3 separate regions of the Mus musculus genome follow, and all the other regions are linked to region 2. Evidence: chromatin loops called from intact Hi-C (ENCODE). Cell type or tissue: heart. All regions are shown on one strand.

Evidence for each region. Hi-C counts contacts between places; a loop is a spot of excess contacts. Peaks named below come from ENCODE experiments on the same cell type or tissue, not always from the same donor. Only the 100,000 strongest peaks of a DNase experiment are listed, where the experiment ranks them.
Region 1: a loop joins it to region 2, with 2.2 times the contacts of the local background. A loop is called at or near these places in 3 of 42 quality-filtered maps.
Region 3: a loop joins it to region 2, with 10 times the contacts of the local background. A loop is called at or near these places in 4 of 42 quality-filtered maps.

The regions. Positions count from the first base shown.
Region 1 is chr12:52,876,710-52,881,709 of GRCm38, reverse strand. Akap6 (A kinase (PRKA) anchor protein 6) reads right to left here. Exons shown (of 14, transcript NM_198111.2): 3 at 820-1,071. Among named protein-coding and RNA genes, the nearest start is that of Gm51971, 80 kb to the right of the region's middle. In heart, no CTCF peak of the experiment used is centred here; DNase peaks (open chromatin) are centred at 2,269 and 4,529; H3K27ac peaks cover 2,129 bases.
Region 2 is chr12:52,387,697-52,392,696 of GRCm38, reverse strand. No RefSeq gene overlaps it. Among named protein-coding and RNA genes, the nearest start is that of Gm40423, 29 kb to the right of the region's middle. In heart, a CTCF peak has its summit at 2,048; a DNase peak (open chromatin) is centred at 2,156.
Region 3 is chr12:52,286,768-52,291,767 of GRCm38, reverse strand. The region is part of intron 8 of Nubpl (nucleotide binding protein-like); the gene reads right to left. Among named protein-coding and RNA genes, the nearest start is that of Gm40423, 72 kb to the left of the region's middle. In heart, no CTCF peak of the experiment used is centred here; a DNase peak (open chromatin) is centred at 2,997; H3K27ac peaks cover 445 bases.

The DNA of each region.
Region 1 (5,000 bases), 490 kb before region 2:
ATTAATGAATTCTTCAACACTTGTTTAGAAGCTTCTTAATCTCACACATACAAGAGCTTTATAAATTTGAAGAACATGAGTTCCCAAAAAAAGTAATAACAAAGAATTGAACTAAGTATAAAGAGCTATAGAACCAAGAAGACAAATACCATATTATCAGCCCATGGTTTCTTTTCCTGACATCCTACTACATTTTGAAGACTTATCAGAGTTTGGCCTTAGCATCTCTTCATTTCTTTCTATCCCCTACTAGATTTAAATCTCCTCACAATGAAATGATGGGTTTTCAAAGGTAGTGGGTAATTTATGTGTATGAGTGTTTTGCCTGTGTGGATGTCTGCACACTACATGCTTAGCTGGTACCCACTGGGGCCAGAAGAGGGGTCCAGGCACTGGGGTTCCAGGTAGTCGTCAGCTCCCATGAGAGGGTTGGAAATTTAACCTCCCTCTGGAAGAGCACTCAGTGCTCTTAATTGCTGAGCAAGCCGTCTTTCTGCCCTCCACCCTATAGAAATGCGGGTTTGATCATATTCCTAGTACCTGAACATAGTATTAAACAACTGTGTTTTAAATGATTGAGGAAGAGACACGAAATCAGGAAGTGCTAACATCCATGGATGACATCTATACAAACTTATGTCAAAAGCCTGCTTCATACAACAAGCGTTTAGCTTTTACTCACTCCGCCGAGATCCTAGATAAAGACCTGCTTACTTCCCTACACAAACCTCACCCTCTCATCTCTAAACTGAAATTTTAGTTTCCATCTTTGAATGGAAACACCTGACAAAGCATGACTTGCTGCCAAAGGCCACTCACCTCTGTTGTTTCTTCAGAGAATGCTTGCAGAATGTCAGTCTGCCTGGTGTAGTTGCCATTGGCGTCCTGCAGACCTTGTAGGATGCGCTCCCGGAGGACCAGCACGGATACGCGGAGCTGGTGCCAGAGCAGCTGCACTGCGTGGATGTCTACGATGACATTGACCGAGTAGGACAGCAGCTTCAGGGAGAACTCCGTCTCAAGGAGGGCATGGATCTGCTCCACGTGGTCGGAAATATCCTCGCAAATATCCTGCAGCGAAGGAAAGCAAGTGTGTGAGAACACATGTCGGGGCACCTTAGCTTTATGCTGGGGAGGAAGGGTTACGAAAGGTCACTCGCCAAGCACAAGGGCAGCCACAGCACGTTTTAGACATCTGGCCTCGTTTGTTCTATTACAGCGTTGCAGCCATAGTCCTGAATACTGGCCCGTTTACACACACAAAAATGTTCCTCTTCCTTGAGGTATTCTAACTAAAGGCTCAGCTGAGGGGTCCATTCTGACTCTTGTTTTTCATTCGTTTGGGTTCTAGAGAAGGACCGGCTGCTCTATCTGACAGCGGTAAGCTATACTGAGCACACATTTCAGCATAGACACATTAGTCTAGGACTGAGAAAGGCTAGAATGTATTTCACAGGAATCCCCGGCCATTCTAAATGAGCTATGGAACTGTCAGAGTAAGGGGCAATGGTCACTCTCCAATCGACACTATTTAATACTCAAAATCACAGTGAGAATCTAAATTTCCAACCCTCGATGTCAAGCAGAATTACTTCTGAGATGCAAAGGCGAAAAAAGAACCAAAAATCTTTAAAAAAAAAAAAAAAAGAAAATCACTAACTCAAAATGTCAGTCACCCTCACACATTAGGAGCGCAGATTCTATATCTGATGTGACAGTTGATTCACAAGTTCTCGGTGTCCGTGGCTGTCAGGACAGACACATGAAGCCCATGAATGATCGTTTAAGAAGTTGTTAATCAAAATAGTAGATATGTGTCATACAAGTGTTCTGTCCGTCAGGCTTTGTTCTATCACTGATTATTAAAATTGGGGAGCCTAATTAAGGGAAAGCTTTCAGAGAAACATTTGAGTTCTGAGCACTGCTATCAGTGTCATAGCTTTCTACGCCACGAAGATAACCTTCTGATTTCATGTATGTGTTGAATTCCAGTTGAATTTTTCAAAAGAACTTAAGCCACGGTACACTGACAGATGTGTCTGGTTCATGTTTTCCCCACTCCATACCAAACATACCCCCATCTTAAGTCATGCTCACGTCCATGCTGACGCACCTCAGACTCCCTTTATTTTGTAACATCTAGGCCTCCAGCCTATTCCTTTGACGCGTCTCTCTGCCACGGCTCTGTTCTCAACCCTGTCATCACGCCATCTGTGCAACATCAGTAGGTCTCTCAGGCCACCGCCTCCTCTTTTTCCAGATTTTTTTATTCCCATTTCAGATATTCTTCCACACCCCCAAGCTCTGGCCCCTCCTCCACTTCTCTCCTAGCCCAGCATCTGTGGCTAACATTCCAGCCCCTCTCTTGACAGTGTTCCCAAACTCTCATACTCCTGGTTTTTATATATTAGCCTCTCTCTGTCTCCTTGAGCCTACAGATGCAGAACACTTCAAATATCTAGAAGAGAAAATGACTTTGTTACCAGTCTAGACAATACAATTATTGTCTTATCAATGTCCCACCATTGTCATCTCAAGTACTGTTGATTATCTATGTAAAGTTAAATGGGTGCCAATGAACACTTGCCTACTGTCCCGTTATCACCTGCTGAGGGGATCTCTAATCCAGACAAGCAACCGTGTTGACATACTGTACTGGCTGATTTAGTGTGTCAACTTGACACAGCTAGAGTTATCACAGAGAAAAGAGCCTTCCTTGAGGAAATACCTCCATGAGATCCAGCTGTAAGGCATTTTCTCAATTAGTCATCAAAGGTAGGAAGGCCCATGGTGGGTGGTGCCATCCCTGGGCTGGTAGTCCTGACTTCTATAAGAAAGCAAGCTGAGCAAGCCAGGGGAAGCAATCCAGTAAGTAACATCTTCCCTGGCCTCTGCTTCAGGTTCCTGCCCTGTGTGAGTTCCAGTCCTGACTTCCTTTGGTGATGAGCAGCAATGTGGAAGTGGAAGCTGAATAAACCCTTTTCTCCCCAACTTGCTTCTTGGTCATGATGTTTTGTGCAGGAATACAAATCCTGACTAAGACACATGCCAAAGGATTTTGGTTTCATTACAATACCATTATAATCATTGAAAGAACACCCATCATGCTGATATCCCGCTCTATTACTCCAAAACTATGTAAAATAGCACTTTTAGACTGTGCTTTGCCCTAGGTGACTCCAATGTGCAATCAACATTTGGCTCTGTTCTGAGTGAAAACGCAGGATGACTCTGCACCTTGTGCACATGAACACCATGCCGCCCATCCAGCGTGTCCCACAAAGCACAGGCCAACTCCTAAAAGCAAGAAGATACCAACTATAAACTTTAGCAATGTATACTGGGATCATAACAGTACGTAGGTGTATTAAAATCATATCAAACAAAACAGACTAACGAAGATTACACCACCTTTCTCTGTAGCCCCTACAGAGGAGCTCCTAACACTGCTGTGGCTTTGGTCTCCACTGACCTGTTTTCTGACTCCTCACTGTGAGCACGAAAGGGCCGACAGCCTCCTGAGCACCCAGGGCTTCAGTTTAGCTCCTTCCCTACTGCTGATGACCAACTCAAAGGGCCACCATCAGCCCATCTGTTTTTTTGGTTTCATGGCAGCACCTCTGTGGGATGCATGTACTTCATCTTGTCTTGTCTGGCAGCCTGTACCACACCTTGACTTGATCCAGAGGCCTGGCTTAACGCTGCAATGCTGGCTTGCCTTTGTGGTTGCCCCACATCTGCCTGCACAGTGACTCTTTTCATGACTCCTCCTACTTTCTTCCTCTGCCTTCCTCCTCCGGAGGACTTGAACTCTGTTGCAGCTTCTGCAAGCTCTTTGTAGGCATTTTGCAACTACACTTGGGTTTATACTATGTCACATAAACCATGTGATCTAAAAGTGAGTATCTGTAATTAAGATTGTGACAAAAGAGCCTATGCTTGCCAATGGCCAGCTATCCAAAAAAACGAGGACTACTTGGCAAATTTCAGCCAATGAAATGGTGTAGCCAATTTGCTATTACTGAGTGAATTCTGACAGAGACACACAGACATGTCTGTCTATAGTTTCTGATACAGTGCACCAATAATGCACCAGTCCTGTGACAGATCTGACCAAGTCCAAATTAGGTAAGAAAAGAAGAGGGCATCCTGGCTTCCGCAACCCTCCTCCCTTCATGAGAGCACTAATGTCAGCACACGTATCACACTTCGTAACTCATAACTCACTTTTAGAAAAGTCCAAACCCCACTCTTGCTCCAGAATAAGAAGTTTTTAAACTTCTAGCTCCCCTTTTAATGTGCTGGCCAGAGAACAGTCTCCTGACTTTCCCACAGTGTTTGGTTATTTGCAAATAGTATCGAATAGAAATAAAAGGAACCTACAGACTCAATCAGCAATAGCTGGAATAACCCTTGTGCCACTTGCTCAGAATAGACTAGAAGGAATTTCTCACCCATCCGCAGCACCCAGCACAATAGGTTATATATAGCTATGGCACCACATGCCAAAATCCATGCCACCCATTCCTCTGACACATGACTTGACTCCTTCATAGTGAATGTAGGAATGTAGTCAGCCAGGCGATGGGTCAAGATTCCCAGGCAACTATCTAGGAGAAACAATTCTTAAAGGGGCACCAAGTATTGCTGGTGCCAGTCAGCCATCCTCCTGCCTGTCTAGAAAAGGAAAGGGAGTTGGTACAGTTCCCAAAGAAGCAGACGAGCTCTGAAGGGAAAAGAAATCACCTCCCCTGATCAATATTCTGGCAATGTGCACATGAAACCCTTATTTAAAATTCTAAAACTAAATAATGCATAGTAAGATGCAACTTTCTAGAATCTATAAGTTATTTCATGCCTTTTATTTTACCACCAGTTGCTTAACCTGACCAAAACCATATGAGCACACAAACTGTAGAATAAAAAGCTATGTGTATGTGTTTGCACATGCAAGTGTGTGTGTGTGTGTGTATGTGTGCATTTGTCTGTGTGTGTGCATG
Region 2 (5,000 bases):
TTCCTCATCTCACAGTGGCAAGGAAGCAGAGAGGGCAGAGCGGTCTCAGAGACAAGAAATAACCTTGAAAGTGTCCTGTACTCACAGTGACCTATTCCCTTCAACTAGGTCTAATCCCTAATAGCCCATGCAGCTATGAACCAATCAGTGGACCAATCCATCGTCTAGGAGGCAGGCCTTGGAGATCGGAGCTTGAAGGATATCTCAATCCAAACTGTAACTGCTGCCTACCTGGAACCTAACGCTTTTACCAAAGTAAGCAGGTGGCTCGTGTACTGGAGAAGCAGCCGCTTGGGGGACTAAGCAGAAAGTCCAGAGGAAGACAGCCCTAGGGAAGACAAGAGAATCAGAACAGCAGAAAGATCTTTAAAAAAAACAAAAACAAAACAAAGATTTATGTATTTTATGTATAAGAGAGCTCACTCTGTGTGTACACCTGCATGCCAGAAGAAGGCATCCGATCATACTATAGGCGGTTGTGAGCCACCCATGTGGACCTCTGGAAGAACAGACAGTGCTCCTCTTAGTGACCGCTAAGCCATTCCTCCAGCCCCACATCAGGAAGACCTATATCATGAAGGGTTCTGCCTCACCTGCCACCCCCACTGTAGCCACAGGTTCCCTGGAACTTGCAGCTCGCACTTTTAAAATGGACCTCTAGCCGAGACTAGCCTGACACTTCTTCAAAATATCTTCCAGCTATACCCTTTCCCTTCATTCATTCACCCCTTAGCCTCTCACGCTGGGACACTTACAATGGCTACAATGTGCCATTCTCAGGACAGCCACCTTCTTTCCAGTCTTCCCTCTTCCTAAACTGCCTTCAAATCAACATTAAACTCTCCTATTCAAAGCTCTATACGGATGTCCTCCTAGGTAGTATCTGAAGCTCAGACATCTTTGTCTGGCTTCCAAAATCTTCCAGAAAACCCAGCCTAACTTCTCACACTCATGGGGGCTGGGGTAAGAGTTCTTGTATTCTCCACCTATAATTCCTTCCTCCTCCTCCTCCTCCTCCTCCTCCTCCTCCTCCTCCTGCTCCTCCTCCTCCTCCTCCTCCTCCTCCTCCTCCTCCTCCTCCTCCTCCTCCTTCTCCTCCCCGTCCTCATTCTGGACTCATCTCTGGCTTCACTTCTTAGTCCTTGTCCCTGCAAAGCCCTCCTACTCTGCCTCCTCAGCTTCTTCTTCAGGTACACCCTTGGCCTCCTCAGTCCTCTCAGGCTTCCAGGATCTCTTCTCTGGCTGAATGTGGCACTTAATGAGTTTCTGATAGTTTCCTTTACCTGATTGACATGCAAGGAATCAGAGACCGGGGTTCCCCTTTGCATGGCCTCCAGAGAATCAGGACAGAGAATAATAGCACAGAGACAGGGAAGGGTGATAATTCATACTTGTTGATTTTCTAAGTCAAGGGTGAGCCTGAAGTGTCATCCAACTATACAACAAATGCCTATTGACTGTCAGCTATGTGCCGTGGTCTGCGCCAGTGATCAGAATCTGAAAACGACAGTCAGAGGAAGCCCTTACATTGGTGGATGCGAGATAGACAGTTTAACAAGCAGTTCCAGTCCAGGATGGCCCGAGGGTACCACGCTAGGGGACAGATAGCATGCTAGGAGAGACCATAATGAAGGCACCTAACATAGTTGGGGCATAATGGAAGGTTTCTCTGAATTAGTATTTCTTAAAATAAGAAAAGAGTGTCTTAAAATAGCTAGAAGAGTTTTAGCATGGCTTGATCATTTGGTAGACATTTTAATTTAATTTTTCTCCCATCTACTTAAGACTTACTTTTACGCTGTAAATAGTTATTAAATGGTAATGGAATTGTCTGTGCACACTATTACCTAGATATACCTATTTATCCATATAAGTGACTTAAGGTCATATCTTCCTTAAATAGAAGTCATAAGGGAAAGTGAGTCAGCTAGACCCACAAGCATGAGTATGGAATGGAGACGGAGTAAGGTGAATTAGCCAAGTGTACTCCAGGAAGACCTGTTTGCTTGCTAGATGGGACCATAGTGAAAGCCTGGAGAGCCATCTTCTGTAAGATCTCTGTAGAGTTCATGCTGAACCGCCTGAGATGTTTGGGGTTGTGTTACTTACAAGTGGAGGGTGGGGAGGAAGAGGGAGGGGAGAGGAAGGGACTCGGTGCTCCCTTACTGCACACTCCTCCGGGCCACTGGGTCCTTGTACACCATTGCTATTCATAGCACTTCCTTTTCAGCCAAAATGTGGGAACAATCTGACTGCCAAGCTATTATGACTAGAATGAAGAGGCTGTCTCTATACAAATCTGTACCCACCCCCTTCCTATTACTGAGAGCCAAAGGACTGAGGCCCAGCCCAGCTGGGTCTTCACACGTGCAATAATCTGGGCAGTCCATTCCCCAAATAGAAAGAAGGCAGGATTTATAGGACACTCATTTTCCTGAACTAAGAGTCACAGCTTGGATGTGCTGCCGTTTTATTATGCTGCTTCTGGGTTATTTATTTAATATTGTTTCATTAAAATTTAAAGAACACAACTGGTTTTTACAAATAAAACATGAACTGCCAGAGTGCAAAAATGGATGGTTAAATGCAACAAATGCTTGTAAGCTTCTGAAGGAATTGAAGCGTGGAGTCTGTTCCTATAGGAGGAGAGAGAATGGTTTGTCACTAGAGACTTTTGTAGTCACATGGAGACCAGGGAACAGGGAGCCTCCTGAGCACTGTGAGTGGTCACCGGTTAGCATCTGACATTAAAGTTTTCGGAGTACAGATCTCAGACTCTCCTTTGTCCTTCATGGGGATGGCAAAGGCACACTCAGGGCCTCTCTGACTATTGACGGGTTTAGAGACAGGAAGGCCCTGGCTGTGATATTCAGCCACACTAAATGACCAGCATTATCCACAGCCCTGCAACATGAGTTAATTGTGCTTGCTGGGCTTTGACGCTGGAAACACTGGGGAAGGCTGTGCGTAATTAGGAGCTGGCCTAATGAAAAGGACTTTGCTCACACCACATGCCCAGTTTTTGTCCTCAAAGGAGGGTGCCAGTCTGAGAAAGGGTGAGTCTCTAGGGAGATGCAGTCAGAAAGAATTCTGAGGGTGTGTAGTGATCTTGTTGCAGCGACTTTGGGGGTAGAGGAGAGATTCCCAGGCAGGATTTAGGCCAGGACACTTGCGGGTGATAGACCCAACAGAACTCTGTTGTCACCGCTGAACACAGTGAGCCGCAAGCTCTGCAGTGGAGGAATAAGATGTGTCTGTCTAATAGATTTCTCCTGGTCCAGTGTGAATGGCTTCCAGGCACTTAAAGGACTCAATGGCTGAATATTTCATCTTAATCCCTGCTCTGTACAGGAAACATGATAGACATTATTGGGCTATCCCGACTTAAGATGTACCCTCACACAGGTTGGTTTCAAACCCTGAGGCTCATTACAGCAACCTTTCTTATAAACATTAATAAATAACTCCCATCGCTCTTTAGAAAAACAGAGTCAGTCTTTTCAGTGTCTTGGAGAAGACTTGTGAGGAGGGGATGGGGGTTCTAAGCACAGCTCAGACATGAAACGAAACCCTCTGAACAGAGGCTCTCTACCTGCTAACATTTGTTAAACCACGGGGCTTCCTTAATTTCTCAATCCTTTATCTTGCTTATTTTCTTTTTGAGACAGGGTCTCTATGTTGTCCAGACTAACCTTGAACTTAAAATCCTCCTGCCTCAGCCTCCAATCTGTTGGATCTACCTGCATGTGCCACCCCATGTCCAGTTCATGTGTGATTTCTCTAAAGTGTAAAGGTCCCAGGAATCTGCGTTACAATGTCCTTGTGCTCTTTCCTTCGATCCTGGTTGTGATTTCCAGTTAAGATCTTCTGTGTTGCCCACTTCGGTCATTCAGCTCCACCACAGTTTGGCCGTTGAGTTGTATTCATAAAGGTCCAAGAAGATACGGTCATGCTGAGACCAACCAGCCATTGAGATTCAACCATGACCGAACACAGAACCTCAGGATTTGAGGGAAATGAGGTCTATCTTCTCCAGTGATGTTTCTCCGGAGTGATCTTACTGCTATTAGAAATTCTCCTCCATACTTGGTGAGCGTCGATAACAGCTGGTGGTAGCTAATTGCCATGAAGTTCTCATTCCTGCCCTTGACCCCAGTGCTTCCCCTTCTGCTGTCCCACATTCTTTAAGAGAATAAAAAGGTTTATTTTACTTTATGTGTATGAGTGTTTTGCCTGCATGCACATAAGAGGACCACATCCATGCAGGCGCTCATGGCAAACAGAAGAGGGTGTTTGATGCCCTGGAGCTGGAGTTAGAGGTGGTTGGGAGTCTCCTAAACAAGATGCTTGGAACTCGGATCTTCTGCAAGAGCAACACATGCTCTTAAGCCCCGAACCCTCATCCTACATTCTTAGCCGCAGTGTAGGCTCCTCTATTAAAACCACAGCTACCTGACTGTAAGTCACTTTCTTGCTAAGTTTTTGAAGGCAGGAGCTCTCTCCTACTCATCCCTGTATCTCCATCATCCTCAACAGAGAGCTGAAAAGCAATGGGCAAGTCTTCCAACTTCCTACTTCAGCATGTGCTAATCTCTCTATCAGTCAAGCAAACAAATCTATTTAATAATTCCATAATTCAAAACACATTTCCCCAACTGGCCTATGGAAATATCATTAAAGAATCTGCTGAACTGAACATCTTCCTAAAGCCTGAAGTATTCTCCTGAAATTTGGGTTTAATAGTTCAATAGAAAAAAAAAAAGAAATTAACCTAATTTGTGATGATCTCTTTAGCCAACCCATGTTACTGTATACGCCCTACTACAATTTAGTGAGCTATGCATTTGATGGTCCTTTCTGTAAGTTTGCTGGGACTAACACAAGGGTCCCTAGCCTGTGCTTCCAGAATTTACTTCTGAAATTCAGACCAGCAGATATTTATTCCTTGGTAACTCACTCAAAGCTTGTTATGAGAAGTTCTTCAGTCACAGATCTGAATC
Region 3 (5,000 bases), 100 kb after region 2:
GACTAGAATTTAGGCTAATGCTGTGTAAAACCTTTGGTTCTATCTTACTGTACTGATTCATGACCAACAGTGCATCATCACATTCAAGTGTCTGACCGTTCAGGTTTCCTTACTATCTCCGTGTATACTTGGAGCCTGTCCCATCATCTCCAGCACATTAAAACACTTTAAAGCTCCATTCTAACTGTACCTCCTTCTTGGTTATCTTTTTATGGGTTCCCCTCATAAGAAAAGTCCAAATGTAATATGAAAGATCAAACCCAGATCATTCATCTAGTATACATTTAGTGAGCAGCTACATGTTTAGAGCTTACAATGTAGAAATGGAAATGTGAAAGGGGAAAGAGCATACTGAAACCACAAACAGAAGGAGCTCTCGTAGTAAACAGCACTAGGCCGAGTCCCCAAGAGAAAGGTCTGCTTATTTAGTCTGGATACCTAAGGATGAAAAGATTTAAGTGGAAAGTGAGGGTAAAATGTGCTTGGGTGTCAAAGCAGCTGAAGGTCCTGAGGACGCATGGGATGGAAGAATGCTGAGAAGTGGAGGAAGAGCAAAATGGCTAAGATAAGGAAAAGGGTAGAGCAGGCTATGCTCTGGGTCATAGTGACAGTGTGACTGGGGGCCGGGTGGCTGAGTCGGGGAGGATGTTCAAGGCAGGTTCCCTTGCCACTCAGGGACTCAGACTCTTGTGTGAAGACCGAAGATAAGCCTGTAGTGGGGTGAGAGGTGAACTGGACATGTGTACAGAGTTCTCAGGAAGTATCATTAACTTTACATGGCATGCTGGGAGAGTGGAAAAAAAAAACCTCCCCAGGGCAAGTAACTCCTGAGCTGAAATCTGAAGAGTGAACACAGGTTACCTGGGCAGGAAGTGACCATATCAGGGAATAGTTCACCATGTCCAAACTTACAGAAAAGAAGCAAATGGCTTTCCCATAACACCAGCCCCACTGGCCCAAAGAAGTAAGTTTTCTTATTCTCAGATCTTAGGGCTCCTTCAACATCACAAAGTTAATCAACAAATCAAAAAGTAGTCAGAGAAAACGGGTCTGCTTTTCTTTCTGGGGTTATCATAGAAGCATACAGTCCACGCTGTGCTGGGGTTCACTGTGTGAAGGTGTGTGTCTGGATATTCAACTGCTAATCCTGTACCCGCAGAGAGTTAAGGGCTCATCTTCACTCTCCTATTTTGTAAATATTTGTTCCTTCTTCACCTGCTTAAGGCAATCTAGAATTGTATCTGATTGGCTTTAATAGAATCTGACGGCCAATAGCTGGGCAGGAAGTGGAAGGCAGAACTGACAGGCAGAGATAGAGACATTGGGTGGATGCCTGGAGCAGAGCAGAGAGGTCCACCTGGCCACATAGTGGGATGTGGGCCAGTATTATTTAGGATAGAGTAGTAAGAAGACTGCCTACCTAAGGCCTAAGCTTAAAAAACATTAATAAGCCTCTGTGTCGTTATTTACATCACTGGTGGGTCCGAGGAAGTCTCACTCTAGTGCTGGGTAGCTTTTGCCAACTTGATACAAGCTAGAGTCAGTAGGAAGAGGAAGGCTCAGCTGAGTAAATACTAACTACTAATTGACACAGGAACATCTAGCCCACTGCTAGCCAAGCCATTCTTGGGCAGGCAGGCCAGGGCTGCACAGGAAAGGTAGCTGAGCAAGGCAGGAAAAGCAAGTTTGTATGCATCATTCTTCCATGGTTTCTGCTGTGAATTCCTGCCTTGGCCTCCCTCAGTGATGGACGCTGATTTCCTCCCAGGTTTCTCTTAGTCGTGGCGTTCATCACAGCAAGAGAAAGTAAACTGGAACACAGTGCTTCATTATAAAGGGCACTAAGTATCAGCACATAGGTACTCGTGCAATACATCAGTTAACGACCGTTTGTTGAATTAGAGGTAAGTGAGCCCCTGCGTGGCTGAGGCATGAGGGAGTAACCACACAGTGCGGGACTCTTCAGGAGCTGGATGGGCTTCCAAAGAAAGGCCTGCAAAGACAATCCCCGTGAGACCAACACTCAGGCGGTCAAACAGCAGCAAGGTACACAAGGCGCTCTCAGAGAGGAGGTGACAAAACTGGGTCAGAAGGATACCATACATAAATTACTCACTACCAAAAGTGGGCAAGGCTGAACATTCTTACATGCTTTTGAAAAGAGCAATCTATATACAAATCCTGCTATAATCAAGGATTTTTCATAGTTTTTTATCATTTCAGGCAGAGGCCAGAATTTAATCCCTCATCTCTTTCCTCCTTTCCCGAGCTATGCGTTGAGTTAAGAAATCATTTAAATTAACTTCAAAACGTTCTTGCAGACATCACTAAACTCTGTCCATACCAATGAATTCCAATGACATCACTGTCTCCATGGTAACTAATGCACTTCAAAAGGGGGAAAACAGAACAAGGCTGAAAAGCAGGGGAACAGGAATGAAGTGGGATAAACTGCGCAGCACTGCCTCTGCATTACGGGGCACTTTCTAACTGAACACTTTGCTGTGCCTTACACTTGGAGCTTTTAAGAGCCAGAAGGCTCAGAAGTCACCATATTCACGTCTCACTGATAACTGAGACCCACTTTTCTACAGAGCAGCACCATGGTTGTTAGACTGCATACAGAGCTCAGCACTGGACGTTCTTGTTCACTGGTGAGCTTTACTCCAGACACGCATGCGTCCTTTGGGTTTAAGAGATGATTAAGACATCCTACTTGTTTTTAAACTGATTTTGCAGTATAGAGGGCAAATGATTAAAATCAGGGCATAAAAAGAGCGCTGTCACAGAGATACAGCAGGCAGATGTCTAAGTTGCCAGAAAAGCGGGGAGGATTAACTCCATCTTAGAAACAACCTCAGAATAGACACTCTGGTGATTTTCATTTCTATGCCATTTAGTCCCAACACACCCATGACCACATCCTGGCCTTATCAAGACCCAGAACTGTCCTAAGCCTGCAAACTTAAAACGACTTGTGCGATCCCAAGCAGCTGTTTCCTCTCTTCACCAGGCCTGGATGCAGTCCTCCGGGCCCTTGCAGGCCACCACCCCTCACTTCCTTGTGGCATTTCCTTGTTAACATCCTCAACTTTTATCCTTATGTGGCATCTAGCCAGCGATATCCCAGCTGGGCTTAGTGACTGGCCTCTTTTCCTCTGTTATGTTCTCTAAGAATTATATGGCCTACTCTCTGGCTTGGAGACCAGAAAAAAAAAATCTAACACATCAGTATGAGATTTTTTTTTTTTAATAATTGTATCTCAAGAAGTATCAAGAATGTCAGAGGAAAGAAACATCTGAACTAAGAGCACACACGCTGACTGTTGCAAGTGTGAGCATTAGACTTTGAGTAAAGAGTCCACGAAGGGTACGGCCCATAGCCACTATGACCTCAAACGACAGTGTTAGTTAAAATGATCTAGCAGTATAAAACGGATCGTTTCTGAGGTGAAATGGGAGAGAAAATCTGCTCCCTGTTGGTAAATCACTTTCCTTCATGGATTTGCTGATGTTGAGTGCAGTAGACTCTCTGCCTTCACCTCAGCATAGGCAAAGTTCAGCACTCACATCCCTGCAGGCAGAGCACTAGTATCCAGGCCCTGCAGTGGTATTAACAGACCAGTGGTCATTTTACTAACTTTTTCCAGGAAGGATTATAGACCACTTGTTAACTCAGAGCCATCAACTACACTAGAAGGCTGCCTCTCTCTTTGCCACTTAACATTTTAATCTCATGTAAGATGATGCACTGGTCAGTGATCTCCACAGCCAGTGCTTACATCTAGTTTATTCTGGAGGACATATTTCAAGTCACATTGTTCAAAACACATGCAATAGAGGTTTTCTGTCTGTAGTGGCCATGTGATTAGCATTGCTTTAACCTTTTTCCAAGCTAAATTGTGGAGCCTAGAATGCCTGCTCTAAACCCACTAATCACACATTCAGGTCTACCAGTGAAAGCAGCCAGTGTCCTGGAAAGAAAGCAGCCAGGCATGTCCCTTACTAGGCTCACCACTCCCGCTAGCATGGGAAGAGAGGTACTCCTGGGTAGGGGCACCTTGACTCTACTATATATAATCTTTTACATCTTTCAAGGCTCCTCTCAGAGACAAACACTTAAAAGCATCCCAGAACATTATCCTGTGTCATGGTCTCTTTGAAGAATTAGAGGAAAGTTATGGGTTCTTCCCATAACCAAACAAACAAAAATATCATACAGTTTGTGGTGGAAGGAAAGCAGGATAGAGAAGTATGAGAACCCTGATGCTAATCCATGTGCCTAAGACTTTAAAACTTGTTCTTTATTATTATTGCATATGCACTTGTGAGCACAGGTGTGCACTGCATGACGCACATGTGGAGATGAGAGGTCAGATGTGTGAGTCGGTTCTCCTTTCACCTTCACATGGGTTCTGAGGATTGAACTCAGGTTGTTAGGCTTATACAACAAGTGCTTTACCACTGAGCCAGCCTTTTGGCTTGAACCAAAGTTTTCAAAGCCCTATTTCTATTAGCTCTAAAGATGTCCGTGGAGAGGCGCACAGACAGAAGCACTGCAGGGCTCATGTTCTATCTGCCCTCTGGTTCTATGCCTTGGCTTTTGTTGAGGCCACTAGAAGGAGAACCTTTCCCTCAGAGTAAAGAAGAGGGGAGTGTGTTTAATATAGTTTCCTCCTCATAGGAATCTAGTGAAAGTATATATGTGTCTGGCCTCGGCAGGGCTTCTCGTGAGCAAGCAGCCTGTTCTAACCATGTGCACATGGACAGGGTCTTAATTGGTATCATGCTGCTTTCCTTTGGCTGCTAGAAAATTCATAGCATATTTAAGTTCCTTAATGGCATGCAATTTGTTTGCTGACTTTACTCTGGGCTCCATCTGATCTTAATTATTCTATGTCTATTTTTATTACATTCTTACGTTATTTTGTCATGTACAGAATATCCTAAAATACTCCCTAGAAGAACCTGGGCTATCAAGACTTAAAATGGAGAGAGCC